Linked DNA regions of Mus musculus: all the other regions are linked to region 2. A link is a loop called in an ENCODE intact Hi-C map of the cell type or tissue named here. Cell type or tissue: gastrocnemius. All regions are shown on one strand. Each heading gives the region's core, and the rest is flanking DNA. Links, peaks and the distances in the headings are about the cores only.

Region 1 (10,317 bases), core at 944-8,943, 230 kb before region 2:
CCTAGGTTAAAAACTTGATGCTCATGGGAACATATCTCCTATAATGTTTGAATTGTTCATATTAGCTCACCTGCAACATACCCATAGTCCATAAGATAGTGTAAGAATGATCTCGAAGGGCCTCTAATGGCATGTTTAAGGACTTTTAACCCTCCTTATTAGATGGGAAGTGGCATTTGCTAAACACCTCCTGAGCACTTTGCCTCTTTGGAGAGGAGCAACATGAACTTAACATCTATCAACAGCCAAGAGTTGGCTGTTTTCGCCTCTGTGTTGTGGGTGAGAAAAGAGAATAGCTAATGAGGTTACAGGTCACGTGGCTCATTAGTGACTAAAGATCAGACCCACATCTGTGAACTTGGGCAGAGTTCTACCTCCCCAGGTTTCCTGGCTGTACAAACCTCATGGGGGTCCTGGTTAATTATGCAACCTATGCATTCAAATTGGGATGGCTGCATATGGAGAAATGATGTTATGAATGACCCTGATGAGACAGGGGCAAGAGCACACATTAGGACATAGGCTTCCTTGAGTCTTAAAGATTGAGTTCCTATGACCTACCCCAGACTCACTGATTCAGTTCTACAAGGTACATATATACCAGTTTCATAACGTTGGGGATCAGACCACCTTGATGTTTAGGTACTATGGTTATTATGCACTTATTTGTTTGTATGTTTTATTTACTTTAATAATTCTTTCCAGAGAAAACCAAAAGCATGATTTCCATATGGCACACTTGGTCTTACTATGACTGGACTTGGAGCTGTGAACAAGCCCCTCACAGCATGCTACACTCCTGTGGCTCAGGGCTAACTAATGCTTTGTAACTCTCGTTCCATCTCATTTTGTTCTAAGGAGAAACAGGGCTGAGTATTGGTTGTAATGACTAATACTTGCTAAGCTCCATAAAGAGATGATATCCTGATAAGAGGAAGGGAAGAGTTTCCTAGCAAAACAATTTTTAAAGTCTTTCTCTTTCATGTTAGAAGTGAAATGACTTCTGTAGGTGTTTGTCTTCTAAGAGTATAGGGTCTTCAAGCTGGGGGGTAGGCTGTTTCTGTCTCATGCTTCCAGGTGAAAATAAATATTCTTGAGTTAAATGACATAAGAGAGCCCGTGTGCTGTCATATCCTGTGTCACCATGTGCACAGCTGTTCTGAATATTGATAACTCAGCTGAACAATGGTCTTGCCAGGATATCACTTTGACCACTATTTCGAATGTCTGATTTTCTAACGTCTACCACTGACTCATTGTTTTGCCTACATCCTAGTGAGAGCTGACCACAGAGGCTCTTTAGTATCCGATGGGATGTTATCTATTGCCTCAGTTTCCCTACAGGTTTTTTAATCTTCAAAACATATTTTTCATTCAATGTATTTTGATCATGCTTTCCCCTTCCCAGTTCCCTCTAGATCACACCCGTCTACCTAGCTACTCAACTACAAGCCCTTTTTTCCTTTCTTTAAAAAAACAGTCAGAAACAAACAAGAAATTCTCTCCTGCCTTGCCTCTCACACACTAACACAAAACCAAAATATAAGCAAAGGACAAATTAAAATATATTAAAAAAAAACCCAGACAGAGACAAAAAAGTCTATAAAAAAATTAAAATATCATTGTTTTGTGTTGGCCATCTACTCTGGGCATGGGGCCTACCTTGAAGTGAGGTTAATATAGCCGTAGAGACTCCATTGGAGAAGACTAATCTTTCTTGGTTAGGAGTAGAACTTGTATGTACTTTGCCCTCTCAGTGCTGGGATGCCATCTGGCTTGAACCTGTAGAGGCCCTGCGTATACTACCACACTCTCTGTGAGTTTGCCTGCAATCCTAAGTGGGATGTCTTCATCAAATCATCTGCTGCAGGCTCAGGGCCTTTTGTGGAAGAGAAAGCAGGAAGATTGTAAGAGCCATCGGTGATGGTGATGGAGGACTCCAGGGAAACAGTGTCCTCCAAACACTACAGGACTGATCCACTGACCTGGTTTTTAAAAAGCTTCCAATAAGTAAGACCTATACGGCAGGGTAGATAGATTGTTACACTGGACCTTGATCTATACTTGGACAGTGAGCCACACTCTGACCTGGAGTAAGCACCCTCCTTTGGCACCTGGTATTGGGAGGGTTCTAGATAGATGTGACCAGTGACTAATAACCAGACCAGGCCCAGACTATAAATAGTGCTTGAGGTTTTCCCTGTCTGGAGAAGAGGAACCCAGCTGGAGAAACAGAGCTTTCCTTTCCACAGTGCCTTTGCTGGCACCCATGAGGGTCATGGAGGCAGAGGCCTGGTAAAGCCGTGCAAAGCCAGACTCTCTCGCTCACACAGGACTCTGACACACCCATCAGGTAATAGCTAGAACCCAGACTGGATGATTGCTGCTGAGATTTGCATAGCATGTCCTCAGCTCTGACAAGCCGAGTTCTCTCCAAACTCAAAGCCAAGCTGTCCCCGGGACCCTGCTTTAATGGGCACCAGCGACTTCTGTCCTCAGCATGGCTGGAGTACATCTTTTCTGACATGGCTCCCAGCCCTGCCTATAATCAGGGAAAATCCTTGTGCTCTCCGTGCACAGAGTGGGGAAACCAAAGTGGCAGGGCAGGAGCAGAGAAAGATTGGAGGCGGGTTTAAAATGATAGGCTGGCGAAAGCTATGCCAGGCTGGGGACGGTCTGGCCATTATCAGCGTCCACAGAGCCTGCTAGCTGCCCGACTCCCACTCTGCAGCCTCACAAGCCCTGTCCCTACACAATGAATGACCAAGAGGGCAGGAGAGTGCACCCATCTTGGGTACTCAATTTTCCTCTGGTGCAGCGTCAATGGCTGAACTCAGGTTGTTTCAACACAGGTGAGAACAGCAGGTCAAATTCAGTTGCACAGTTACAATCACCCTTTTCCTCCCTGGCATCAAAAGGATGGTTATCTATCTATCTATCTATCTATCTATCTATCTATCTATCTATCATCAATCAGTCAATCAGTCTATCTATCTATCTATCTATCATCTATCTATCTATCTATCTATCTATCTATCTATCTATCTCTACGCACATATATGTATATATAGATATATAGACACTCATACATATACATATACATATGCACACTCAAATATACATGCATGTATACATACACACACATATATACATGCACACACATATAAATACATATATACATGCACGCATGTATATACATACACATCACACACATACACACACATGCATGTATATGCACATACACACATGCAATTAAAAATTAGGAAATGCACTCTCTTTTTTTTAATATTGTCCTTTCAAGGATGTTTCTATTTGCATAGTTTGATCTCTTCCCCTACCCAGCACCAACATTAGTGTGACCTTTTCCTGCTAATTGGAAAATCTTACGGAAATAAACCCTGTCAGAAAATGAGAAGTGACTCCCCCTTTGGATGGCCAAACGACCTCAGAGGGGGAAAGAAGTTCTGAATCTCTGCTCCTTTTGCACACACTGCAAAATCTTTATGACTTCGGAGAGCCTTGAAGCCCGGTAATGCCCCTCCAGTGCAAAGCGGAGTAAATAAATTTCTTCTTATGACCACTTTGGAGAAACACACAACCAGATTTACTCAGCAGGGATAGATAGTGGACAGGATAATGAAGAGAGAGTAAGAATATGATCGGGGTTTACAGCCTCTTCTGTCTCTTTAAAGGGTTTTAATCCTTCGGAAACAGGATACGGGGTCCATTTCCTTAAAGATACAGTGTCCCTTCTGGGACAGGCGGTGTTATAAAAAGCGAAGATGTAACATCTATCTCGCAATATTGATTGGCACTTTAGTGTGATAAAAGGAGTTGAACCTGAAGGGGAAAGAGGCAAGAAGGTAAGTGAGAGTCACTCTTTGAAGAATTCAAAGTGTCCCCGTCACATCATCAGGCCAAACTTCAATGACAGAGAAACCAAAGTGCCGTTTGGACCGGTGACGTTCATTGACAGGGCTCAACAATGAGGGGTGGGTTTTTCAGGATACTGGGTTCTCTCGCCGGGAAATGAGCGCTGCTGTCAAGAATCCTGATGATCCGAGGCAGTTCTCCTATTGACCCCAAATGAGTCAGGCCAGTAAGTCGCACCAGTGTCTGGCCTCGCGACAAGGTCCTGCCTCTTTAGGTGATTGCATTTACCACTCCAGGGACCCCAGGTGCTCAATGCCCCAGATTCATGGAGACTCAGCTCTTGGGCTCTGCAGTCTTTTGCTCTGTCCCAGCCCTGGCACCTGAGTCTGTACTTTCCCTAGTCCTGTAGTCAGTGCAGCAAAGAAGGACTCCTCAGTTGGTCCAGCACGCACTGTGAGTCTGGCAGATACATCTAAGGCTCATAATAACTCCTGGGTCCTGGTCATTATACCGATTTATGAATAAGAAAAGCAGGCGGGACCAGGTCCTCTGTCGTGCCCAGAGAATATTTCTCACAACTATACATGCTTTCTTTTCTTTTTTTTTTAATTTCAATTTTAAAAATCCAAGACATTATTTATTTATTTATTTATTTATTTATTTATTTATAATTTGACTTAAGGTGTAGCTCTGGCCAGCCTAACTTTCTGCATAGACCTCAGACCCACAAAGATCTATCTGCCTCCACCTCCTGAGAGCTGGGATCCAAGGTGGTATGCACCACCACATCCAGCCCTACCTTTTTTTTTTTTTATTTTTTTAATGTGTGTATTCCTGGATGTGCCAATATGCCAATATGTGTGCATGGTACATGTCATGGTCAGGGGTCAGTGTTTGCTGTCTTCTTCCATTGCTCTCCACATTATTTTTGACAGACTCTCCCACTAAACCTGGATCTTACTGATCCAGCTAGGCTGGCCGGCCAATACGTTCCCAGAGTGCTCCTGTCTCTGCCTCCTCGGGACCATGATTGGAGATGCTTGACTCCTACGTGGATGCCCGGGATAGAGCACAGGTTTCTGTGCTCAGGAGTCCAGCACTTTACCTAACTGTGCGTGCAGTCTCCGTAGCCTGCTGTCACAGGCTTCTGTTCCAGGCTTCTTAGAGGTTTTTATTGTCATTTTGTTTCCGATGACAGATGGCACCCTGGGAACTCTGAGGTGGCATCCCTCTGGTGCCCCCCCCCCCCGCCAAAATCCGCATCTCCGTGTGCTCCGTTTTCTTTTCTGTTGCTTCAGTAAAAATGCGCCCCTGAACAAAAGGCAACTGAGAGGACAAGAAGGGTTTCTTCAGCTTACATTTTTAGGTCACAGTCCACCTCAATGGGAGGAGTCAAGGCAGGAAAGTCAAATCAAAGCTGTGGTCAGAAGCAACAAGAAACAAATGCACCCACAGTGCCTGTCCGTATCTGGAGTGGGACGGAAGAGGAGCTTGGTCTCTCCACACTGAGGTGTTACAGGAAGTGACATGTTGGGTCCTCAGTGACAAGTATCAGTAAGACCTTGCAAGGCCTTGTGGGTACTGACTTTTTCACCTGTACGGAGTCAGGCAGTTGGGCAACCCTACCCATGGAGAGGTTTCCTGGGGGTGCTGCCCTATCTACTTTGATACCCCTAGAAAAACATACGGACACTAATGATGTCAATCAACCTCATTTTTTTTCAGCCTGAGGTGAACAGACTGGGACACTGCTCAGAGTAGAAATGTCACCCGTTGAGGCTACACCGTCATTCTTTTTGGCCCTGGTTCCTGTCTCCAGCTTTGAGCTGCCCAGGAAGTGTCTGTCCGGAGCACTTGGGCAGCCAGAGACTCATTCAGACTTGTTCTCGGGGGATGTGGCACCTGCTTGAGAGACCTGGGAGAGTGAGTGGATCTGATCACAGAATGTCCTGCCAAAAGCTGAGGCAGCCACACCCTTGACTCCAACTTAAGTCATCCCCTCAGGTCCAGCAGAGTTTAGGGCCAAAGACAATGACGTCATGCTGGAGACTCTCGTCACCTGCCTCTGTCACTACTGGGTTCCTTAGCAAAACTAACATGGGCCGCCTCTTCTAGAATTACGAAGGTTGCTCCAGGACGTTTAGCCGCCAAAGCCAAGACTAAAGAGACATGAGAACACAGGGCTTAAGACCACGGAGAAGGGACCAGAGAGGACCATGGTTGATTCCTGACTCTGTTCTTAGTCAGCTGAGGACTTGGAAATTTCTAAGCCTGAGAGCTGTTAATGGAATTGCATGAAATAAGAATAGCTGGCAATGTGGACGAGGGCTGTGTACCATTTCATTTGAGCAATTTTATTAGTGAAGCATTCTATACCTTCTGATTAGATTTTAAAAATTGGTAGACAGGGGCTTGGGAAAAATAGCTCATTTGATAAGTGCTTGCCATGTGAAACTAAGGACCTAGAGATGATTTATAGAACTCTCTCTCTCTCTCTCTCTCTCTCTCTCTCTCTCTCTCTCTCTCCACTCCATGCCATCACAAACAAACACCCAAGGCCATTTGGCTACTAAGAGGTGGGAGTGGTTAGCCAAGAATTTGGCTTTCAGGGATCACCAACAGATCTGACTGCTCAGGGTAACCATGGCTACATGACTGACCTTTTTTGACAGATAATTCCTTTTGGTGGGGCTGGCTATGTGCTATGGAATGTGTATCTAGATGTCAATAGCACATACCTCCACCTTGTATCAATAGCATATATCTCCAGGTATTGCCAGATGTTGGGGCTGATGGAAAGAGGGGCCTGACTCACTGCTGGGTAAGAGCGATTACAGTAGATCATGAGTAAGTGGAATACAGGCATGTGAGCATGTAGACTCTGAAAAGTGGAGTCACATTATAGGAGTTCAACAATTACAGACCTTACCCCATGTCTAAGGTAGCATGGGGTGCGCAGGTAATGGAAGGGAAGAACAGGGAGGAGAGGGGAGAGAAAGAAGCCCATTTTGAGCTTAAAAGTCCGGCTGTATTGAATGTGTTTATAGACCAGTGGCCATGATCTACTACACAATAGACGTTCCCATCTCACAGAATTCTAAATGAAAGATGCCCCCAGGAGAGGGTCACCCACACGTTCTTCTGGGAGTCTAATGCCTATCATGTTGTCAAAGTTTCCCAAGATCCAGAAGGCAGACTCTTAGTATATGGCTTTTCCAGGAGTGTGGCTAAAGTCCTGAGAGGGCAATGGGGCCTGGCCTAAATTGGATAGCCAGTCTTTAATAGTTCTGAGATTTAAATCAAAATGGTTAAGATGATTATCTGAATTCCTGGGATGGGGGTGGGGGTCACAAGGGACGTATAATGTCTTCTGATTGCCCTCCCCCAGCGTTGTGTGACAAGTGACTTCTTAAGGCCACAGCAAGCCTTCTGAGCTTTCTAGACTCACAAGCATTTTGGAGGTATCCCTATATATTTGCCAGGATGTCTTGACTATTCATGTCAACCAGAGTTTCGTGGTCATCTATGAGAGTCATTTTTGACTTTACGAGAGAAAAGGAACACAGAGGCAATGTTGAGACTAGGCAGAAGGAACACAGGCTCTGGAGCACAGCAGACATTTCTTTCCCCACTGGTGGGTAACAGATACTACACCTTGGCCAGAGCCAGAGGGTAGCTAGCAGTGCACACGTTCCAACACAGGGGATAAGAATGGAGATTTTCAGGAGAGAAACCACTGAGGTATGTAAGAGAGGCAAGAACAGGGTAGCCACACATGGACAGCTAGGAGTAGGTCAGGTCTGGCAGGTGGGATGGGGTGACAGTGTTCTGAGAACTTACGTCTCTTCAGAAGCCAAACTGATCCAGTGGGGGAGAAAAAAAAATAATGACTATGAGCCTCCTGGTGTTCCTATGTCCAGGGAGACAACATCCACTTGGGGAGCAAGAACTTCTTGGGGGACCTTTTAGTTCTGTGTTTTGAGACAGAATTTCCCTCTGTAGCCCAGGCTCATCTAGGCACCTTAGGCTGGCCTCAGAATGCAGCAATTCTCTGGTTTCAGAATCTCTGATGTAGGGACTATAGGTGTGCTCCACCAAGCTCAGCTCTTAGTTAGTTAGCTAGTTAGTTAGCTTGCACCTTGCCACCCTAACAGGGCTTCTACTTCATGCCTGTGCTCAGAGCCTTAGGGAAAAAAATGAGTCTAACTCAAATGTAAGAGGAGAGAGTTTGGCGCTTCTAATACATGAGTACGTGTGCAAATACCAGGGGAACACACAAAATCAAATTTGGCAGCTAGGAATGTAAAGCGGCAGTGTCCGACTGAGAGCAGAGGATGTGAGAGACAGAACCCAAGAGCTGACAAGGCATAGGGGAAGAAGAGAGCTGTTTGGGAAACAGTCAGAAGTTATTTCCTAACATGTTAAAACCAAAATTGGCTGGAAAAGAAAAGATTTCTCCCTTCTTGATAAGATTAGGCCTCTCCCCTTCACCACTCAAGTGATGCCTCGCTCTGGGGGACAGTTAATCCTAAGTCTGTTTTCTGGAGGGGTCCTTCCTCAAACTCCCACATGCTTCAGCCGAGCTTGGCCTCGACTCCCCGATATTTCACAATGTTCTCTCCTGGAAAATGCATTCCACGTTCCTAAAATAGAATTGGATCTCTAACCGGGAGCGGTAGAAGCCAGGGTGGGAAGTGAGTTTACAGGCACCAAACAGGAATGGTTGTCCAGTGAGGGCATAGCTCAGGATGGAGTCTGGTTCCCCCAGAGATAGAGCAGGAAGGAAAAACGACACCAAGATGATGTGTTGTTTACCTTCGTCCTCCCAGTTCCTTGGCTCACTAGAAGACTCCAACTTATAATCAAATCTTATGCTAGTAGTGGAACCTCACACAGCCCCAGGAGGGTCCTTCATGGTTAGAGAGAGGTGGGGCCAGGGTTCTTCCATGGCTTAGAATTCTGAAACTGAGGGAAGGATGTCCGGGCTTGGGTGCAGAACCTGGGATCTGGCATTGGAGAAAATGCATTTGCTTCCCAGGTCTTTACTGTCTGACATCCCCCAGTCTCATCTCCTCTCTCAAGGAATCTGTCCTGTCCCCCTGTTTCTCGTGAGTGAACGGGGGGAATCATGGGGCAGATGACTTCTTAAGCTAAAGTCAAGCCTCTTCTAGAAGTGCCTGGAGATGGAAGTCCAACGCGAACGGGAAGTTCCCTTGTGAAGGCCATGACGCAGCGACAGCTAGACCACTGCCTGCCACACCAGTCTCACCAGCAACATGGCTGCGTGGAGCAAGGGGTTTGGCTGCCATAACGGCCCTTAAGCCTTGAGCTTTCAGTCACACTCATACCATCCCCCAAAGTAGAGGAGGTTTTCTTTGAATGAAACATACACAATTCCCAAATAAAAATACAGAACCTGGAAAGATCGTTTCTTGATGTTTGCCATAACTAGGGCTTCTAGAATTTTCTATGTCCCTCTCCTTCCTCTTCTCTTTAGAGTCAGTCACTCACGTGTTCACAAGTGCATTCACACATATGCATCCCCAAATGCATCCCATTCTGACACAAGCACATCTCCTCCTGCCTCAACATCCTCCATGATGAAACCTCCTGTTTCTGTATCCTGGACCTACCTCCCTGCTCATCTCCACCTGATGCAAACTTCTCGTGACCTGTCTCCTCCTCTTGCTTCTTGGGCTAGTTACTCAACTATTAATTACTGAGACTCCCCTCCCTGTCCCCATCCAGATTCAGAACGGGACATTAGCGGTGGATTAATACAACTTTTGGGGCAGAAAAGATGGCTCAGTGGTTAAGGTTATTGGCTTCTCTATAGAAGACTGGGATTCAAGTCTTGGCACCTACATGGTGCCTCACAACTGTCTATGAGTCCAGTTGTCTTTTCTCCATGAGGAAGAAATTATAAAAGCAGTGGGTCCAACATTCTCTTCTGGTTTCCATGAGTGACTGGCATTCATGTGTTACTCAGGCATAATCTCTCTCTCTCCCTCTCCCTCTCCCTCTCTCCCTCTCTCTCTCTCTCTCTCTCTCTCTCTCTCTCTCAGACACACACACACACACACACACACACACACACAGAGGCAAAACTCTCATACATAAAACAAAATAGGATTTCCAGTTCTGCAAAAAAAAATTTTCTAATTTTAATTTCAGTCCTGGAGTTTTTATCAGTACAGATCCAGTGCCAAACTGTATCCAACCCATAACACATCCACTTCAACACATCCTATCACTGCCGGTCCTGAACTTTTGACCTAGATATTTCTCAGCTTTGCTCTTCTCCTGATTCCATTGTTACCACCCTAGTCTAAGTTACCGCCGCCTCCTGCCTGGACCATTGCAGTAGGCTCCCAACTGCTCACTCAGAATCCACTCTTGATGCCTTGTAACCTGATCTTCTCATAACCAGGGCAATTTTTAGAA
Region 2 (10,317 bases), core at 703-8,702:
TAATTGTTTAGTATGGTGGCTACATATTTATTAGCCTTCTTCTCGAACACATTTTTCTTTAGAAAGGACAGAAAATGGGAATCATTCCCCAGAATCACAAACAATATTCTCAAATGGACAGCTTGCATTCATCTTATGGGCATCCCATATTTTATGAACACACTCACACTGGGCACACGCGGCTGGGCTTCCCAAATGTGCCATATCCCGCTGATGACTCTAACTTGCCAGTGGGCTGTTTCATTATTGGAATGATAGGAATTTTAACACTATTTAGACAAATGCAGGGGAAAGGGGAAAAGGAGACTTTCTTATTCTTCGATTTCTTTCTCTTTCTCTCCTTCCTTTGTTTTTAACCTTTGGGAATCTATTTGTACTCATGGGCATTTGGACAAGATACGTCTTTTTTTTTTTTTTTTTTTTTTTTTGCGTTTAGTTCTGTTTAGTATTATCTTCTGAAGTCTCTCGTGTCTGAAAGCGCTTTTCAGTGAAGGTTAACTTTTGCTTTGAGCCAGTCACTCCGCCTCCTCTTTATTCTGATGGTGCTGTCTCATTTTCTAATGTCCAGGGCCCAAACTGGCTTCTGATATTGAACTGCTTTATAGAACTCTATCAAAGTGATTAATTATTATATATAATTGCATCTCCCCCACCCCAACCCAGGTCTTACTCTTTGATAAACAACTGCGACCATCGTGTTACAAATGCCTCTTGTGCCTAAGAATATATTTGCCTAAACTCTTTCTTCTGGTGCTGAGCTTTGGGTCCAAGTGATATACCCATTTCCTCCTCGCCAGACTGGTAATGTGTGCCTATTTTCTGGCTGTAGTCAGATGATGAAAATCTCTAAAGCTGAGGACGGCTAACTTAGAGCATAGAAGAGAAGTTTTGCCATTAAGATTTCTCTGTCAAGCAGAACTAAGTGTTTTGAGGACTCACGTCTAAGCTCACCGAGTGACGCCAACATAGGAAGTGTAAACAGTCTGTGTTCTGTGCAAAAGAGCCAAGGCCCATGAGAAACAGGCCAGGATTCCCCAGCCTGAAGGGCTACCCGATTCCTTAGAAATCAGGCCTGCATGGTGGGTTGCAATATTAGCTAGTATTTTAAAAAAGAAAAAAGAATCGAAAACATAATCAGACAAAAGTCATTTGTGTTTCGCTATATTTCCAAAACAGTGTTGGCTTTGTCTACTATGGGATTAATTCTCAGGGAGTCCTACCGAAAGAGAAAATGCCATGTATTTGTAACATGGTTGCAGGAATTTGTGTCAGTTTTAAATGGGTCAGGGTTTAGGAATTCAACTGAAGGTAATTGAGATATTTTTCCAAGTGATCATTCAATTAGACCCCATTCATAACCTGCTTTGGGGGCAAACAGCAATATATCAGAGCACCGCCTACACCCCATGAAAATGTTGTTTTCTTTGTATATTTATATTTGGGGGACTCATGTAGTTATCCCTAGCTTATATGCTTGGAGACAGCTCTTTGACTATTCGAAATATAGTTAGATAATATAGATAAAACCTGGTGTGAACTGGAAACTCTGTGTGCAAATGATAGACTTTCTTTTTCCCATTTAGGACAAGTGACTTGAAAAGTTTAAAAAAAAATGACAGGGGGAAAAAAGAGCAAAATCAAACAACTTTGATTTGTGCAAAGTGTTTATGTTTAGTCTTGTCAGGACTGTGCCAACAAGAAAATCACAACATGTAAGGGAAGAAGAAAAAATAATCAATTTTGGCCAAACGGCAAGAATTATTTATCTTTACCATTAAATGCATATGTTCCCATGCACCTCTGGTGAGCCAGACTTGCTGGTCCCAGTCCCTCTATCTGTGCTCCTTCGTCAGAAGCTTAGAGTCCTGTTCAGAAAGCTCCTATGTGCTCTCAGTGTGTGTGTGTGTGTGTGTGTGTGTGTGTGTGTGTGTGTGTCTCTGTCTGTCTGTCTGTCTGTCTGTCTATCTCTCTATCTTTCTCTCTCACTGTCCCTCTTTCTCACTTTTTTTCCTTACTAGCTCAGCCTATTAGGAAACTAAGATCTGTGAGGAGAAAAAATAAGATGTCATAATTTGTATTAATATTAAATATTGTTACTGACTATATGGTGTCAATCTCCTGCCTCTCAGAATAGAATTCCTGCCTCCAACTCCCTTGTTCAGAAATCAAAGAGAATGCATTTTGTATTTCATATCCAAGCTCCAAGACATGGGACCCAGTTAATCTGTACACTAAGAAACGGAACAGAATCAAAAAAAATGCAGTTTATTATTGTAGATTATTCTTTCTCTTGATATAACCAGAATTGAAAATGAAAGAGAAGCATGTAGAACGTCACGCGTGGTTAGTTAGTAACTCAAGTTATAAAACAATTTTGCACAGCAAAATATGTAAAAGAAAAGTAACTGACAAGATTTCTTATATTTATTGTGGTAAGATTTCCTTTCCTTTTCTTTCTTTCTTTCTTTCTTTCTTTCTTTCTTTCTTTCTTTCTTTCTTTCTTTCTTTCTAAGACAGGATGTCAGTCCCTGAAAATAACATTTACTGGTTATTGCCTTTAAAACTGTGGATTTTTTTAAGTTACAGAAAATCCAGTTCTGCACCACAACATAACTGTAAAAAATCTGCATCACTTTAAAACTGTGCAGTAATGCCATTTTATAACTGCATAAATTTTATTAGCGTTCTAAACAGTTTTTGCGATTTTTTTTTGTATTATATGCTTGCAGGTTATATCTTAGTGCAATTCAGTCCCAAATACTTTAATTTTGGAAAAAAACATACATTTTGAATGTAAAATACCCCTACAGATATAAACAGGGGCATTTCCCCTTTTAATACTTTGGTTTTCAATACAGTCCATGGTATAGCAAGAACTACACATACCCAACTTATATTTAAGTTGCAAGCACATGCTTCAGAAAGCTACTTTTTAAACAGTCCCCTTGCAAACTCTACCCCCCTTAACATCACAACAGTAAACAATTTAGTGCATCGGTCTTTAAAAAAATCTACAGCTACACAGACCTAACTCTTTCAAATGTATCTATAACATTCCTTTATCTGTAGCATACATTTTAACTGGGCTAACAGATTATAAAATCTAGAATTAAATTATATACTAGAAACCCATAGCATTCCACATTTGACAATGACCAAAAACCAAAAAAATTAAAAAAAAAATAGAAAAAATAAAATAAAAAAAAATAAAACCAACCAAAAAATAATTGGGGCAGATTTTTTTTTTCTTTCTTTTCAAAGAAAATTTAGACTGCTTTTGGCAATAGCACAATTTAAAGTGCCCCAAAGCAGGCATCATTGTTTCTAAAAAGAAAACATTTAATTTACGTTCTATAATATTTGCCATATAAATTTGTAGCCCATTCTGCTATCTTTGACAAGGAACGCCTTCAGTGCATGTACAACGGGAGGCTGAAGTTCATTGTAACTCAAAGCAGTCAGGAGTAGAAGCAAACTGTCAAGGGAAGAAGGCTCTGGGGTTGTACTTTTTCTGTTGTTGTTTGGAACTCAAAAAAGTCATGAGGCTGTAAATCAAAAGTATGGATGTCATGCGCTAAGTCTTCAAAAGTCCATTTCCAAGCCAAATTGGGGGGAAAAAAAAGGAAAAAAATAATTATACCATACATGTCCAGCATGCAGGCTTCTTTTATTAATATAATGTCTCTTTTCCATAATGTCTTTGAAACTGTTATAGTTCATTGTTGCTAAGACAAAGTAGCAAGCATCGTAATGCATGAGATGAGAGTAAGTTTGTTTTTGTGTTTTTGTTTGTTTGTTGTTTAATGGCAGACTAAACTTTCAGATTTGGCATCATAAGGCCAAAACTCACAAGTCACACCCAGAAGGTTGATGTAGGCTTGATTGTGGCAGGTTCAGGAGTGGCTTTAGTTCATTCTGTTTTAGCATAACAATGCTAAGATAAAACCCCCGTGGAACTCAGCTCGCTGCAAGGTCTATAGCATTTCACATTTTTTTTTCCTTTGCAAGCTCAATCAGAAGAACTCAGAAGGAGGGGAAAAAAAAACCCTGCTTTTTTTTTTTTTCCTTTTATCTCAAGAACATGGTGCAGGGGTGGGGGTGGGGGGTGGCAGAGGCTGGGAAACACAGCAAGCTCCAAAAAATTAGTAATAGTAATAATAAACAAAAACAAAGAAGAAGAAGAAGAAAAAAGAAAATCCAAACAAAATAAAACACACAAACACACACACACAGAATGAACACCAGCTCATGAGCTGAAGAAGAAGAAGAAAAAATATATATACAGGCAATTGATGGCCCGGTTCAAAGGTGAGCTATGCCCTACATGAAGTATGCTGCTCAGATCTTTGACCCTTGTGCAAGTCCAGGGTATGTGTGGGGCAGGCGGTGTAAAAAGAGTAGTAGTTGTAATAATAATAATAATAATAAAAAAGAACAAAACAACCAAGCTAGCAAGTTACGGGGGAATTCAGGTTGGCAATCCATGAGCCAGACACCCTTTCCCTCCCCAATTCAAAAGAGCCATCACCACCACCACAAGCTTGGTGTGTGTGTGTGTGTGTGTGTGTGTGTGTGTGTGTGTGTGTGTGTGTGTGTCTGTTCAGGGCCAAGGGGAGCAAACTCGCCAGGGGAGGGGGCGAGGTGGTGGCCGAGCGAGCTTGGCCCTGCAACTAGCAAGCCCACTCAGGAGCGGGACCCCCACGGAGCATTTAACAAGGTGGCTAGCTGGGATCGCGTGTCACACTCACATGAAAAATTCGGGAGAGGAAGGGTTGTCGCTGCTCGAGCCGTTTTCTCGGAAGCCGTTGCTCACCAGCTTCTCGTATTTCTCCTTGTAGGCGTCCCTTTCGCGCACCAGCCTGGAGATCTCCTGCTTGAGGTGGTCTACCTGCTGCAGCAGCTGGTTCTTCTCCGACTCCAGGACGTGTCTCTGCTGCACCCTCTTGAAGCGGCAGGACTGGGCATAGCCGCGGTTTTTCAGGGTCCGCCTCTTCTGCTTCAGTCGGATCACCTCCTCCTTGCTGACCCCGCGCAGCTGCCGGTTCAGCTCGCGCACCGACATGGTCACCAACTGCTCGTCCGAGAAGCGGTCGTCGAAGTGCAGGCCGCCCGCGGCATGGTGCGGGTGCAGGGCGCCCCCCGCCCCCGCCGTGCCCCCGCCGCCGCCTCCGCCGCCGCCGCCCCCGGCGCTGGCCGGGCCACCGCCGCCCGCGCCACCCGCGCCGCTCGCAGAGGCAGACGCGCCGCCCGCGGCTCCCGGGGCGCCGGCCGTCGGATGGTGGTGGTGCCCCGCGGCGTGGTGGTGGTGGTGATGGTAGTGGGGTGCCGCGCCGCTCTGCGCGGCGGCCGCGGCGATCACGGCGGACACCACGGCGGCGGCGGGGCCCATCTCCTCGCCGCTGCCGCCCAGGGAGGCGCCGGCGCCGGCCCCCGCTGCCGCGGCCAGCTGCTGCGCTCCCCGCGCATAGCCATCGAAGCCACCCTGGAGCTGGTGGCTGTTGCTGATGAGCGCCTCGACCGCGTCCTCCGGGCTGAAGCCCAGCGCCTCCGGGTTGAGCTGCTGCGGGTAGCCGGTCATCCAGTAGTAGTCTTCCAGGTGCGCCTTCTGTTCGCTGCCCGAGCCCGGGCTGGGCGCCGAGAAGCTGGGGGACGGGGGCACCGAGCTGCAGGGCGTGCTCATGGGGGTGGAGGACAGCGAGCCCCCGGCGATGAGACGGCCGCACTGGCTGATGATGCGGTCGGTCTCCACCGGTTCCTTTTTCACTTCAAACTTCATCAGATCGAAGTCATTAACATATTCCATGGCCAGGGGACTGGTGGGCAGGTCGGAATTGTTCATTGCCAGTTCTGAAGCCATCCTCCTGCCTCCGCCGCCACCGCCGCCGCCGCTCCGCCAGATGGGCTGCAGGAGAGGGGCCAGCGGGCTGTGCTGGGTGGCCAGCGGGTGAGCCAGCTTGCCGGGCTAGGGCGCTTCTAGCTTGCGCGGCGGTGGCTGTGGCCCGAAAGCTCGAACGTGCACACACCCCCCGCCCTGCCCGCAGCCCCCCGCGCCCGCCCTCCCTCCCCCTGCTCACGCCAATGTGCTCTCTCTCTTTCTCTCTCTTGCTCTCTCGCTCTCTCTCCTCCGCTCGCCCCGGGCCCCCTCCTCGCCTGCTCGCCTCCCTGAGCTCCGATCCCGGGCGCTTCAGGCTCGGGAAGGTCCTCCGCGGCTGGCGGTGACGGTGGTGATGACAGCGGCAGAGAGGATGCCGGAGGAGCACGGCCCGGTGCGCGGCGTCCCCGGCTCGCCGCTCCGCTGCGCGCTTTGCATAAGGAGGGCTCGCCTAAGCCGGCCGGGCTGCAGGCGGGGCGCGCGCGGAGGCTGCTCCGGGGCTGTGTGGCGCGGCGGGTGGCTGTCCCGGAGGCGCCGGCCTCCACACCGGAGTGGTTAACACTTCACGCTTCTCTCCTCTTCTGCCTGGCTCTTATGGTTACTATTATTATTTTCTTTTCTCTCTCCGGATCCCTCGCGTGCGCGCGCTCTCTCTCTCTCTCTCTCTCTCTCTCACCCTCTCCCTCCGTGCAAAGTGCAAGACCGAGGTGCAGGCCGGCTGGAGGCAAGGGAGGGGGGAGTTAAGTTCTTTCTTCCCCCACTTTTTTTCTTTTGGTTTTGGTTTTTCTTTTCTTTTCTTTTTTTCTTTCTTATTATTTTTTTAAAGCAAAATTGCAAGTCCTGGGCCAAGGCAAAGCCGAGAGCAAAAGGGTTGGGGGGAGAGGCCGAGCGGACGAGCAGCCCGAGCTACAGCTCCAAGATGAAAAGAGATTTTAAAGCCTCTGATCCCAGCGAGAAGAGTTTAAAGCAATTGCTGAGTTTTATAGCACCCGTGACGTCAGGCTCAAATGGGAAATTGACTGGCACTCTCCGCCAATGGGAGGCGGCGAGAGCGGCAGCGATTAGCATAATAGTATAGAAACAAGGAAACTTTTCGGAGCTGTCAATCACAGCCCAATCAGCTGACTGTCAGCTGGGACAGGTTTGCTTAACCCTTGCGGCGCTGCTACTGGGGCGCAGCCAGGGAGCAACACCCCCCACCACCGGCCGGTGCGAAGTTTAGTGCACCAGGGGACAGAGTTTACTAAAAGGGCGGCTGGAATCCGGTAGGACCCGGGAGGATGGTTTGCTTTCCTCGGAGTTCGAGAGAGGCCTGCCCGGCTGAACCGCAGCTCTCATGCTGCAGAGATCCGCCAGAACTCCCCTGTCCCCTGCCGGTCCCGCACCCTGACAACGTGCATTTATTTGTCTTGCAGTTTTCGATCTTTGATCCATCCTCTGCATCTTTCGTGGCTGTTGATGGGGGTAGCCGAGTGCTTTCCTTCCTTGAATCTGACGCTCCAGGGGCCCAACTTGACTGAACTCTTTGTCCCTCTCTGCAAGTGAGGTGATCAGATGGGGGCGCCAAGGGTGCGGGGACCCAGAATGCGCGCGGGGATCAGTGAGCAGTGCGCCTGCACTTTTTTTTTTTTTTTTGATTTCACGCGGAGAAGAAAACCAGTATAACTCTTGAAAAAGCAGGGGGCTTAAAGTATATAGGGACTAGCTGCCCCCTAGCATCTTCTGTCCTTGGAGGGACAGACAGAATGATGGTGCCAGCAAGTTGTTCTGGGACACTTTAAGCCTGAGCCTGATCATCCCGGCTCAACCCTCAGCCTCAGGACTCTAGAATGGAGTTTGGCTTTTGAGAAATATTCATATTCATTTTCTCCTCTCTCCTCTCTCCTCTCTCCTCTCTCCTCTCTTCTCTCTTCTCTCTTCTCTCTCTCTCTCTCTCTCTCTCTCTCTCTCTCTCCCCCCCCCCGCCGTTTCTCTTCTCTCCCCTCTACAATCCACCACCTTTTCCATTTATGAAACCTGAATCCTGCTTGAGATGCCCCCCCCCATACACCCTGACCATACCATTCTCACCATTATGAAATCTGAACCCTGTTTATCAGGGTCCGGAGCGTCTTTGCACTCCCACCTCGCTTAATTATTTGGTATTTAGAACTTGGTGGTGAAGGGCGGGGGGGGGGGGGGAAGCGGGGGCAGTACCCCAGAGCCCTCCCGGCTCCTCTCCAAGGGTTAAATTTTAAACCAATATTTTCCCCCACCTCCGGACAAGTCCGGAAACCCAGATTGGGGGTGGGGTAAGGTTGCCCCCCTCCCGTTGCAAATGCTAATAACCGGTTCAGTTTTCTACACTGATTGATTCTTCCAAAGCTATGCAAAAATATTGGGGGGGGGTGGGCATAGAAAAAAAAAGAAAAGAAACTAACAACTCGTTTCTAAGATTTTAAAGCGATAGGCAAGTCAGAAGAGTGGAGGCTGAATCTGGGAAAGCAGGGTTGTCTGAAACCACCTTACATTTGCAAGACTGTTCTCACCTGCTTGGAAATTGGGACTCTTGACTCCTTCGAATAATGAAATGCATCTGGTGTTGATTGTATTTGTTTTAACCATATTGGGGGTATCTATGAGGGTGTCCCCCGCCCCCCCCCCAAAAAAAAGAATCAAAAAGACTGCAAAAGAATCCCGAGTAAAAACTATTGTTGGATAGAGTTGGTTTTTACCTCAACAGCGCCACCTTTCGGCAAAGCTTAGTTGAAAATTGATCTCATTCTGGTTTGAGACGCTGATTTCCTAGTGTGGAAAGAGGCAAGAGGCACAAGAAAGCTAGTTGGATCACAGTGGGGGAAGCCAACCTTGCAGGGAAGGGCCTCCAGACACTGCGAGCAGGTGCTGAAATTTTTTTTCTCTCAGGCTTCCTTTCGTGGCTTGGGAAGAGGTCCACAGACAGTCTTCAGAGAATGTTATTCTGGCTGAGAGACCTGTGCCTGTTGATGTCATGTAACAAGGACCCAGGCTCTTTCAAAGGGCTGGCAAGGCTTTCCAACCCGATTTGTGGCAATAACGATTGAGTTAAAAAGTTCCTTGGAATCCAGTGATAGAGGAGACATCTTTCCTAAGCAAAGTTACTGCTGTGGCTTAAAATTGTTTATCTGAAAGGTAATTCTCAGAAAATCCTGACTTCGGACACTTAAGTCATATATTAAGCCAGCTTCGTGAACATTGCACCTAAGTGTGGTCTCAAACCCGCCCCTAGCATTCTTGGCTGTTTAGAAAGAGGCCTTAGGTGTCACTGCCTGCCTCGGGACACCAGATTAGACCAGTGTTCATTTCTCATCCACAAACTCTGGCACCCCTTTTGGTAGACACCCTGGGAGACGTGTAGAGACATCCTCGTTCTAAAGGGCCTGCTGGTCTTTTTCTAGACACGCCATTCTTCTTGCACTGTTAACTGCAGAGCTCTTTATAAGGGTGACTTGGGCTTTATAGGAATGTTTGGTTACGGTAGCATGAGCTATGTTTAGATCCAGATTGGGGAAGAAAGAGTGAAGACTATGTCAATACTGAGGTGACCTAAGAGACTTCTCTCTTCGTTTTCCTCCGTTTAAACTAGATTTTACCTTGCAGTGAAGTTAAGGGATTCTAGTGTACATTCGAAGGGGAAGGCAGTGTTTAAGATCACACAAATGTCCTGCTGGTTAGCCATGGTTTTCTAGGTCTTTCTAAAAATTATTAACCACAGATGCCTAAAGCTTATGTTTTTGCGTATATGAACATGTGTCTTTAGAAACCATTCACTTTTATGATAATTTTTAGACATGAAGGTTTTGTTAAACACTATAAAGTATACTCCCTGCCTTTCAAAAAAAATGTATGTTTTGGGCCAGAAACATGGAGATGGCTATATTTATAAATAGGCACCATCTCATAAACAAAAATTGCTGCTGATGGAGAGCATGCCCTATAGCTCCATGGCCACCCAACCAATTATCGCAAATATGTACTCTTTCTGGACACTCAGGGGCCATGTGTGGCTAGTTAACTATCATTAGCTACACATTTTTCCCCCAGTTTATTTTTCATTCTTGCTATTGTTAGCCGTAGCATTTTTTTTCCTCTTTTTTTCAGAGACTTTTACAACCTCCCACTTTTGTTGGAAGGAAAAAGAGAGAGGAGGTCAGAAATATTTTCTAAAGAAAGCTGGAGTGCTTTCAGGCTTAGCACTTAGGTCCCATCGTTTGCCCCCCTTACTGCATTGTTTAGTGATGCGCAGGAGGTGTCTAAACATTTACAGTTTGCTGTTAGCAGCGTTTCTTTGATAACAATTGCAAGCACTCATTTTAATTTAGCACCATTCAGGTTTGCGATTCCCCACAATTACAGCAGGCCACAGTGCTTGCGACTTCTTTGCTTACACTGTTTGTTTCGCTTTTAGCCAAGCCAACCTAATCCAA
Region 3 (10,317 bases), core at 1,280-9,279, 63 kb before region 2:
GAAAACAGCTGTCTCAGGCCTTACTTGCCTTATTCATTAATATGTGCACAGACAAACGGAGATAGAGAACAAAAACTAGGAAAAAAAAGAAAAAAGAAATTCCCTGCAGGGGAACATTGGGGGGGAAACACACTCAGACTCTCTGTTCCAATTTAGCAACTTCTTGCGAGTCTATAATTATCCCCAAATCAATGTTTTTAAAAGAAGCATTTATAATAATAACCATAGTAATTTAATAATATCTCAGAGGGTGCTCCGTAAAGGTTAAATGGAGTAAAATATGTATAAGTATCTAGTGGAGGGCTGACATTTCAAGAATGTTGGCTAAAGGCATGGATGGGGCACGGAATCTAAGCGCTGGTAAATGTTGTTTGGAGTTAATTTCAGACAAGGGATGATGAATGGTGTGTTCTCCAAGCATTGGGAGAAATATTTTCCTCTTAAAGAGCTAGAACCAGTAATAATAATAATAATAATAATAATAATAATAGATATAACAAGAACAATAATAATAAGCCCTGTATGACGGACTCAACGGGGACCCAATAAACCAAGTTAATAATAGCATTTATCAATGGAATACTCAACCCTGAAGACACCTCAAACCTGTTTGTTTTAGAGTCTTCTCAAATGTCTACATTTCTTCTAGCTAGAGGACACTTCTCCAGGCTCACATTTCTCATTTATGAAGCCTGAGTGAGCTGGGGAGACCCCAAGTGCGAGAACTGGAGTTTGCGTCTCCAGAACGGGTACAAAAGATGGGCAAACATGGCAGCCTGTCCGTCATTGCAACTCTTGGGAGACTGAGGCAGGGAATCTCAGAGGGAGCTGACTACCCAGATTAGCCAAGGCAGTGAGTTCAGAGTTCATCAAGAGATGCGGTCCCAGTCAAATAAACAGGAAATAGTTGAGGAAGAAACCCAACGCAACATCTGGCCTTTGCATGTATCTGCACACACACACACACACACACACACACACACACACAGACAGATAGATAGATATGTACACACACATACATACACACACACATACCTGTGCCCACAACCATGATCACATATGCACAAACATATACATAGCACACACGTGAACACTCACACATACACAGAGACACAAAAATAAAGGAGAGACTAAACTGTTTTCCTTGTGGATTTATAGGTAGTTAAACCCCAGAGAACTAAACTTATCTTCCTCTGGCCTGGCCTATCTCGCTGAGGACCTGGAAAGGCAAGTTCAGGTTCAGAGCCCACACTCAGACAGCCATGGTGGGACATGTCGGTAGCCTGGTTGCTCATGAGATTGACTCAGGGAGGTCATGGGTTAGAGGCATGTAGCAGGATCCTATCTCAGAGAGCAAAAGGGCAAATGGAAAATTCAAGGTTCAAGGAAGTGAAAAGATATGCATGTGACCAGAAGTTGAGTATCCTGCAATCCAATACTCAGAACCTGAGGCAGCTTAGTGGTTTGAGTGTTTTTGTTTTGTTGTTGTTGTTGGTTTTTGTTTTGTTTTGTCTTTATTGTTTTTTTGGAGGGGTTGTTTTGTTTCTTTGTTTTGTTTTTTTCCCTACACAGACCTCCAAGTGTTTGAGAATAGAATCTCTGTCTAATCTTAATTTAACTCTCAGGTATACCTCAGGCCTGTAAAAGACAACTTTATGCAGTATTTTTTTAATTTTATTTATTTTACGTATATGAGTACTCTAAGGCATTGGATCTATTACAGATGGTTGTAAGCCACCATGTGGTTGCTGGGAATTGAACTCAGGACCTCTGGAAGAGCAGCCCGTGCTCTTAACCTCTGAGCCACCTCTTCAGCCTCAGGCAGTATTTTTAATGTACTGGTGTTTTCCATGTAACCTGGCATTGCACGAGGTCAGTTGTAAATTTTACCTGGGTGGCATTATGCCCCACGGAAAGCCTTTTGGGTTATGGAGCTACTTAGATTTTTGTATTAGGGTTATATATGCCTTCTACTGGAAAATGCTGACACCTCGTTTTCTCTTAAGACAGAATTTTCCCTGTTCCTAGATGACCTCAAACTCACGAGGCACAGGATGACCTTGAACTTCTCATCCACCTGTCTTTGGGTCTTGAACTCACGTGTGAGACTTGGGCGTAAAAAGAACTGGGTTTTGTTTTGTTTTGTTTGTGCGCTTGTTTTACTTTTTTGCTTTGTTTTGTTTTTCACAAAATGAAGTCATCAGAGTGGGGCTTAGGCTCAGTGCTGCGTCTTTAAATCACGGGATGACAGGCATGCACGACCGTGTCGGGTTTATGCAGTGCTTTTTTTTTTTTTTTTAAAGCATGGGACCCATGGCTTTGCACGTGCTAGGTGACCACTCTGCCACCTGAGCCACACCCCCTAGGTCTCACATTTCATTGTGTGAAAAGCACATACATTTTTTTTTTCTTTTTGGAATAACACACACATAGTGTGTTACATGAGCTAAGTCAGGTCAACATTGTTAATATTATTAATCCTATAAAGCATGTTTTGTTATACCCACAAAAAGGAGTAGATGGATTTATTTATGTAGGAATGATAGATAAATAGAAAGAGATCCAGATGTCTCTCAAGGCTTCTCAAGTCACTAAAGGACTGAGTGACTGTTATTTTTGCCTCTGATTCTCTGAGGTTTGCAAACTTTCTCCACTGTTTTAGCAAAATGAATTAATGGTGAACCGTGGCTAACTGACTCCCTTTAAAACTCTCACAGTTTTTCCCTTCACTGTGCCCTGCAGGCCTAACTACAGCAGAAACAGTCATTGATTTCCCTTCAGCCGTTTCTCCATGGCTAGCATAGATACTTGAAGCAAACATATGTCTGTCTGTTAAGGGGATGGGGAGGAGAGGGAGGAGGGGAAGGTGCCAAAGGACTTGGGAAACGAGGACATACCATGAACTTATTCTGCCAATAAGATTTTTTTTTCTGTGTGTGTGAAGTCCTAATACTCTAGTCTCCAAGTTTCTCAGATTTCTTCCTGACTTTCTGGGTGTCTGTGGGGTCAGGCGGGTGAAATAGACACAGGCTATTCTCAGAACGGAGGCAGAGTCTCTTGCAGCTCCATCCTCCGGGCAAGTAATTGGATAGCTGGGCATGGTGGTGCACACCTGTAATCCCAGCACTTGGGAGGCAGAGGCAGGGGGATCAGGAGCTATTCTCAGAACGGTGTTGAGGCCTATTTCCACTCCACATTCCAATGAAGTAACTGGAGAGTAGGGTGAGGTGGTGATCCCAGCCCTGGAGAAGCCCGTGCTGGGAGATCATGAGTTCAAAGCCAATATGGGCCACTTAGTAAGAGAAGCAGCTGGCAACATAACATCATGCATCTGTTACTATGTAAATTTTATACTCTTTCCCTGATCTGGGCTTTTCTCAGAGGTAGCCCACGTTTTCAAGAAATTAAATCAAAACAGGGAGGAAGGTTAGGGCAAGAAAGTCCCTATTATTTATGTCTCTTCCCTTAACAAGCATTAGGAATGGGTTTCCTAAATCAGAAATCTTTAGGCCCTGAAAAGTAAAAGGGGGACAGACACAGTGGGGTATAGAGACACAAGGTCCATCCCTGACACCGAAATGTTCTACAGCTGGGTAGGTTTAGAGCTAGCCAAGTACCACCGAGGAAGGAACATCATACTAGGCTGTCAGATGAAGTAGGTTGCCGGCACCCATTTGAGATTCAGAAAAATGATAAGAAACTCTAGGCAGATCCCAGCATCAAGTGGGAACTATTTATTCTAAAAATACAGTTTTTGTATTCGAATGTTCAAACTAAACCAGGCTTCTTGTCACTGTCTTTTCTAAGTCTAGCAAGCTTGCCCCAGCAACACCTGGCTCTCCAAGTACTTGACATGTTTTGTCTCTTTGGAGGTAGGCTCTGACTTTGTAGGCTAGTTTTGAACTCATGATTCATTGACCTCAGTTTCTCCAGGGGTAGAATTTCAGGCATCGCCTACCATACAGCTCTCCATTAACTGCACTGGAGAGTGGAGTGAAAAAAGGCCGAACATTGTTCTGAGAATAGTCAAGGAAGGAAGCAAGTGGACAGGCAAGAGACGAGTGCTCCCAGCTTCTGTGGTCTCACAGCTGCCCCCAGTACCCTCATTCTATCTGAGACATGGTCCTGCTACCAGGGCAGCCTTGTAAGCCAATAAGAATTTGATAAATATAAGCAACTTGCACGAGAGTTTTGATGAATTAAGGAAGAAACAGAGACATCATCAGCCAGTTGTTTATGTGTGAGAAGGGTTTGCTTTTCAGAGGTGATCCATTTCAGTCTGCTTCACTGATTTCTTTGCACCCAAAAGAGAAGTAACAAGTGACCCAGCCTCTACGAAATCAGGCAAGAGTCATGAGTGTGAGCGGGTGGCCTGTGTGTACTGATCAGATTAGAAGAAATGAGCAGGCCCTTGTGCATGTTCTTCCAGATCATCCTGGTCTACATAATACCCTACCAAACCCAACCTAAAACAAACCAAAAGAAAATAAAACAAAACAAAAAGCAAGCAAGCAAGAAGACAAACAAACAAACCTAAGGAACAGAATTTCTTTGTAAGTAGGTTGATTTTTACTTCTGCGTGTGAGCCCATGTGAATTTATACCACAGGTATGTGGGTGTCCACGAAGGCCAGAAAATCGTGTCAGATTCCCTGGAATTGGAGCTAAAGTTACTGGTCAGGGTACAGCATCTCTACTAAACATGGCTTTTCTGCAAGAGCAACGGATGCTTTCAACTCACGCTCCAGCCCATAGTTAAAGTTGGACTTATTATATGAGGGTCAAGGACAACTGTGTTTGCCAGGAATCAAAGTTCAAAAGGCATAACATGAACTCTCTCTCTCTCTCTCTCTCTCTCTCTCTCTCTCTCTCTCCCCTCTCGTGCATTGTGTGTGTGTGTGTGTGTGTGTGTGTGTGTGTGTGTGTATAGTGCCAGGCCTAGGAAGTGGAAAAAAGCATACAAAAACACACCATATGTCTAAAGAAACATATGGGCCTGGCACACCATCTCCAAGTGGCCAACATGCCCATGGGGTCAGTACCAGCCATGCACAGTTAAAATAAATCAGATAGCCAAATATCCGATATCACTGCTGGGAGCCGGCCTGTGGGTCTTTGCCGACATCTGAACGGCTTCACATAACCTCCTGGCCTCTAAAAATAGATATTCTGTGGTACATATAATTTTTATAAGATGACTAATCCAGGAATGCCCTTTGGGATAACTTAGTGTCTTCGTTTCTCTCTTTTCTCTCTATATTTATCTATGTCTCCTCTGGCCCTTTTGTATGAAAGTTGGATTGAAGTCAGGGACTAAGAATATTAGCCAAAGAATCACTTGTCCAGTACTCAAGGGACTGTGATTTTTGTCACCATGTATGCTTCAATGTGTCTTTGAATCTGTATGCATGTTGCTCACATGTGTGAGCAGTTGTGTGCTTGTGTATATAACCATGTGTTCACGTTCAGAGGTCAGACTGAGAATGATAACATGTCTTCCTACACTGATCTCAGTTTTGTTTTATGAAACACCATCTCTCACTGAACTTGGAACTTACCAGTGGGGCCAGATTGGCTAGGCAGGAAGGCCCTGGGGTCCTTTTGTCTCTATCCCACACCTCTACTCTAGCCCAGCAATACAAACATAGACTGCCTGAGCAGCTTCTGAAACCTGGTTTTGCAGCTCTAAGCTCTAAGCTAAGTTTCTCACAAGCATACATCAAGTGGTTTACTCACGCAGTCGTCTCCTGCCCACAGGGCTAGATTCATTGCAATGGGACAAAGAAATTGTTTGTGTTTCTCTTGCTTTTCCTAATGAAAGACCAATCATAAAGGGCTCTCAGAGGTCTTTCCATTTCTCTAATTTAAACAAACAATAGACAAATGTAAAAAAAAAAAAGAAAGTGGACTCTAGAAGATGTTCTCACAGTCAAGCTTATTGTCCTAAATCTCAAGAAGGTCAGTTGGTCCTTCACAACCTTTGCCAATTTTATAGGAAATTTCTGTCTTGCTCTTGCATGTATGTGCCCGAATGAGTGTATGTGCACCATGGGAATACTAGAGCCCTTAGAGGCCAGGAGAAGGCATCAACTCCTCTGGCTCTGGAGTTACAGGAGCTTGTAAGCAGCCTGATGTGGGTGCTGGGAACTAAACCTGGCCCTTTCCAAGAGAGTGGGTATATCTGGGAAGATGCTGAACCGTCTTCTTTCTGATAGAGAAGAGGGAGAGGATAGGAGAAAATAGAAGGGGAGAGGGGATAAGAAAGAAGTAGAAGGGAAATGAAGAAGAGAGAAAATGGAGAGAGGGAAAAGAGAGAACAACAGCATTATCAAAACCAAGCAGACTAATGAAGAACTAAGAAAGAACTGTAAATGGTAAGAGTCGAAGAGCACATTTACTGTTGCCATGCGTACCTCCCACGTGGATAGCACTTTCAGAATCTGGACTCCATTCAAGTCACCTCTGAGTTCTCTATGTTGGGTAGATAATTGGTGTAAACCAATAAACACCAGATAAATGGATGGATGTGAAGAAAGAAGTAAAGACAGGTAGATGGTGTGATACAAAATTAAACAGATAATGGGTATGTTGGTAGATGACAACAAACAGAAAGAAAGAATCTAAGTTAGGGTCTCTGTTACTGTGATAAAAGACCATGATCAGTGCCAACTTGGTGAAGAGAAGGTGTATTTCACCTTATACATTGTAGTGTATCCTTCAGAGATGTCAGGGCAGAAACTGGAGGCAGGAACTGCTGCTGAGGCGATGGAAGAACACTGTTTACTGGCTTTCTCAGCCTAACCTCTTATACTATTCAGGACCACTTACGTAGCAGTAGTGGTCATGGCCCACAACATATTGGACCCTCCCATACCAATCATCAATCAAAAAAATGTACACAGCGTTACCCATTAGTCAATCCGGTGGGGACATTTTCTCATTAAAGTTTCTTCTCAAGCGACCCTCTCTTGCTTGGGTCAAGTTAACATAACACTAGACAGCAGAGGACAGACAGATAGAAAGACAGACAGGGAGACAGACCAGCAACAGAGAGGCATGTAGACACAACAAGATAAACAGAGGAGAGGCATGCAAAGGGGAAGAGAAAATGCCAAGATTGGTGGTTATATGACTCCCTGGTCCTATGGCTTCCGCAGCACAGTGTATTAAGTGGGGATCTTAAGTGGTCAACACACTCTTTACAGAGCTTTGGCCCTCACAGTGTCTATAAAATTTGAGAAGATAGAATTAGCTGCCAATTGCTGCCTGCTAACAACACCACAGAAGTCTCATACTTCCAAATGGCATGGGTAGAGAGCACTTTGATATATTTTAGAACCGCATCCATCGTTAAGCAACTGCACAAGGGGTGGGGGTGGGGTGGGGGTGTTGTATCAAAAGGCACATGACCTCTGGACATCCCTAAGATCCTGGGATGAACTTAGGCTCAATGTCCCAAATTAGTAATACTTACTGAATGGTCAATAGGTCATGTGTTGAACCTATTTACAAGTCCAACCTGTTTTGAGATAACACAAAATCACACTCAGATGTCTTGTTTCAGCTTGATGGTACTAGATTTCCTCTGAGACTACTCCACAAATACATTCAGATACATGTGATCCCTGATAACAATAACAACATCACCATTAGCCTCTAAAATCCATAAGTACTTGCTATGTCATATGCACATTCCAAAAAGGGTCTTATGCATTCTGCTCAGAATTGTTTCACAGGGAAAGCATTACATTACTGCAAGGCTCACCTTGCAGTTGAGTTAAATGTCCAGATGGATGGATAGATAGATGCATGGACACATGGACAAGAAAATAGATGAGACAGAAAGACAGATTGAAAAGAGAGAGAGGGAGAGGGGGGGGGGAGGGGTAAGGGGAGGGGGAGGGGTAAGGGGAGGGGGAGGGGGAGGGGGAGGGGGAGGGGGAGGGGGAGGGGGAGGGGGAGGGGGAGGGGGAGAGGGAGAGGGAGAGGGAGAGGGAGAGGGAGAGGGAGAAGTTGAGTTAAGTGAAATGCTAAGCTCACACAACAGTGGACCAGAAGAGCTGCCCTTCAAGGCCAGAATCAGTATTCTTGTATTTCCCCCATCAAGTGTGACCATGGAAGTAAGCTACTCTGGCTTCCATCCTGTTTGTCTGAAGACATCAGTCTTTCAAGAGGGGACAGGTTGCTGTTTGCTGCACATGAACTTGAGAACAGATGGCTCCTAGAAATTGTTGAGATGCCATGAGATCTGCTGCTTGAAATGTCCTAACAGCAGAATTCAAACCCAGGTGCCCTGGGTGCCAGAGGGACAGGTGGCATCTCTTTACCCACCAGATGAGTTCAGGGAAGGAACGTGAAACCCAGGAGCCTCAGAATGCCCATGGCCATTGGCTGAGCACTTACAGTTCTGCTCCTGGTTTGAGCATCCCTGTGTTATGGGTGAGCAGCAGAGGTCTCAGCCCTACAGTTCACAAACTGAGTTTATAGCCTGTCATTCTAGCCCTCGAATGTATTTCTGTTATTCTAGTTGCCAAACGTGCATTCTGTTCTGTAAACTGCATTGAGAGAGAAAACAAACAAACAAACAAAGAAAAAAGAAAAAGAAAACAAAAACCAGTCTGTTCGGGTATCAGCTATCTACCTCCCTACCTGTTATTTATTGGTTTTCTATATAATATCCGTTATCTAAATTTGTTGATGATATCTGTTCATCATCAATCTGTTTATTTGCCATCTATGTATCTCTCTGATATCTATCGATCTGTCTGTCTCTCTCTCTATCTATCTCATATTTACCTACCTGTAGTTTATCTATCTACTTACCTGCTTGCCTATGGATTTTGTGAGACAGAGTCTCCTGTAGTTCAAACTGAGCTTGAATTTACTATGTAATCAAGGATGACCTTGAACTCCTAATTTCCTGACTCCAGAATTGCAGACAAGCACTACCACATCCTGTTTATGTGGGACTGGGCATTGAACCCAGGGCTTCATGCATGCTGGGTAAGCACTCTACCAACGGGCCTACACCCTTACCACCTTCCTCTTAACTGGCAAAGCAAAAGTTAGGAGGACAGTTGCTTTAACAGATTCAAAACTGGTTCATAAAACTGCAGTTAGAAAGTTTTGTCCTACTACAAGGGTCAACAAGTACATACATCAGTGAGCTGATATGTGCTTAAAACAGCTGTGTGTGTGTGCATGTGTGTGTATGTGTGTCTGTGTGTGCATGTGTGTGTATGTGTGTGTGTCTGTGTGTGTGCATGTGTGTGTATGTGTGCATGTGTGTGTGTGTATGTGTGTGTGTGCGTCTGTGTGTGTGCATGTGTGTGTATGTGTGCATGTGTGTGTGTATGTGTGTGTGTGTGCATGTGTGTGTGTGTTTGTGCTCACGGGCATGCATGAGTGTCCATGTGCATAAGTAAAACTAGGGCAGAATAAATATCAAAACCACAGGAAAAAGGCAGGCTTCTTAGAAAAATGGTTATTTATTATAAAGATAAATCTAGCTTCTCATGCTATATAATAAAGTAAATTGTAATTGTATTGAAGATTTAAAAGTCAGATATAAACACAATTAAGGGCTGGTGAGATGGCTTTGTAGGTATGAAAACTTGCCACCAAGCCTGATAAGTTTTTGAGTCCAGGACTCACATGGTAGAGGGAGAGATCCAAATTCTGAAAGATGTTCTCTAACGCCATATTCTCTTCTTGGCATACCTCTCCACACTAACTTTGAAGAGGTGTAATTTAAAAGATAATTTAAATGGAGAAAGCATGGGTGAAAAATTAACATATGTACCCATCTAAGCACAGACTGAGCACACCAAGAAAATCCTTCCACTCAAAAAGACTTCATTAACAAACTAAATAGTACACATGTTAAAATATAAGTAGAATCAAAGGCAAGAGATGAATATTGAGGATATTTTGCTCTGACTGGAATACCGGGAAAATTCACTCTATACAAAGAGCTGTGGGAAATCATCAACAATCGTGTGGTTTTACATACTGAAGGGGAAAAAGAGACTATAATAGAAGGGATAGTCTTTTAGTCCCCTGGCCTAGAAGATAGAATGAAAATAACCACAGATAAAAATATGTCCATTGTGTTCAGTAGTAAATTAATGTATAAAATGCCACTTCACTTGACTATCAAACTTGTGTGAAGTGAGTAATTTGGATAAGCTTAACACATTGAAAGTGAGTGCTTTCAGTAGAGTTTGTCGTAAGAAAAAATGATGCAGTGTTTATGGAAAGCCATTTACTTCATGTGTTGCATTTTTAAATTACATTGTTGGAAATAATTGTACACATT

The links. A loop is a pair of places that touch in the nucleus more often than their neighbours do. Peaks named below come from ENCODE experiments on the same cell type or tissue, not always from the same donor. Only the 100,000 strongest peaks of a DNase experiment are listed, where the experiment ranks them.
Region 1: it touches region 2 in a loop (9-fold over the local background); 2 of 42 quality-filtered maps call a loop at or near these places.
Region 3: a loop joins it to region 2, with 2.9 times the contacts of the local background. A loop is called at or near these places in 2 of 42 quality-filtered maps.

Annotation. Positions count from the first base shown.
Region 1 is chr8:115,470,417-115,480,733 of GRCm38, forward strand. No RefSeq gene overlaps it. Among named protein-coding and RNA genes, the nearest start is that of Gm39256, 170 kb to the right of the region's middle. In gastrocnemius, for the core only: a CTCF peak has its summit at 7,531; no DNase peak of the experiment used is centred there; H3K4me3 peaks cover 1,155 bases; H3K27ac peaks cover 6,649 bases.
Region 2 is chr8:115,701,007-115,711,323 of GRCm38, forward strand. Maf (avian musculoaponeurotic fibrosarcoma oncogene homolog) reads right to left here and starts at 5,888. Exons shown (of 1, transcript NM_001025577.2): 1 at 2,247-5,888. The coding sequence starts at 5,857. The coding sequence ends at 4,745. In gastrocnemius, for the core only: CTCF peaks have their summits at 4,942 and 8,601 (motif pointing left); DNase peaks (open chromatin) are centred at 4,684, 5,001, 5,641, 5,938 and 5 more places; H3K4me3 peaks cover 7,929 bases; H3K27ac peaks cover 7,836 bases.
Region 3 is chr8:115,637,036-115,647,352 of GRCm38, forward strand. It overlaps Gm39256 (a long non-coding RNA gene), which reads right to left and starts at 7,854. Exons shown (of 2, transcript XR_879215.3): 1 at 1-7,854. In gastrocnemius, for the core only: no CTCF peak of the experiment used is centred there; no DNase peak of the experiment used is centred there; H3K27ac peaks cover 6,438 bases.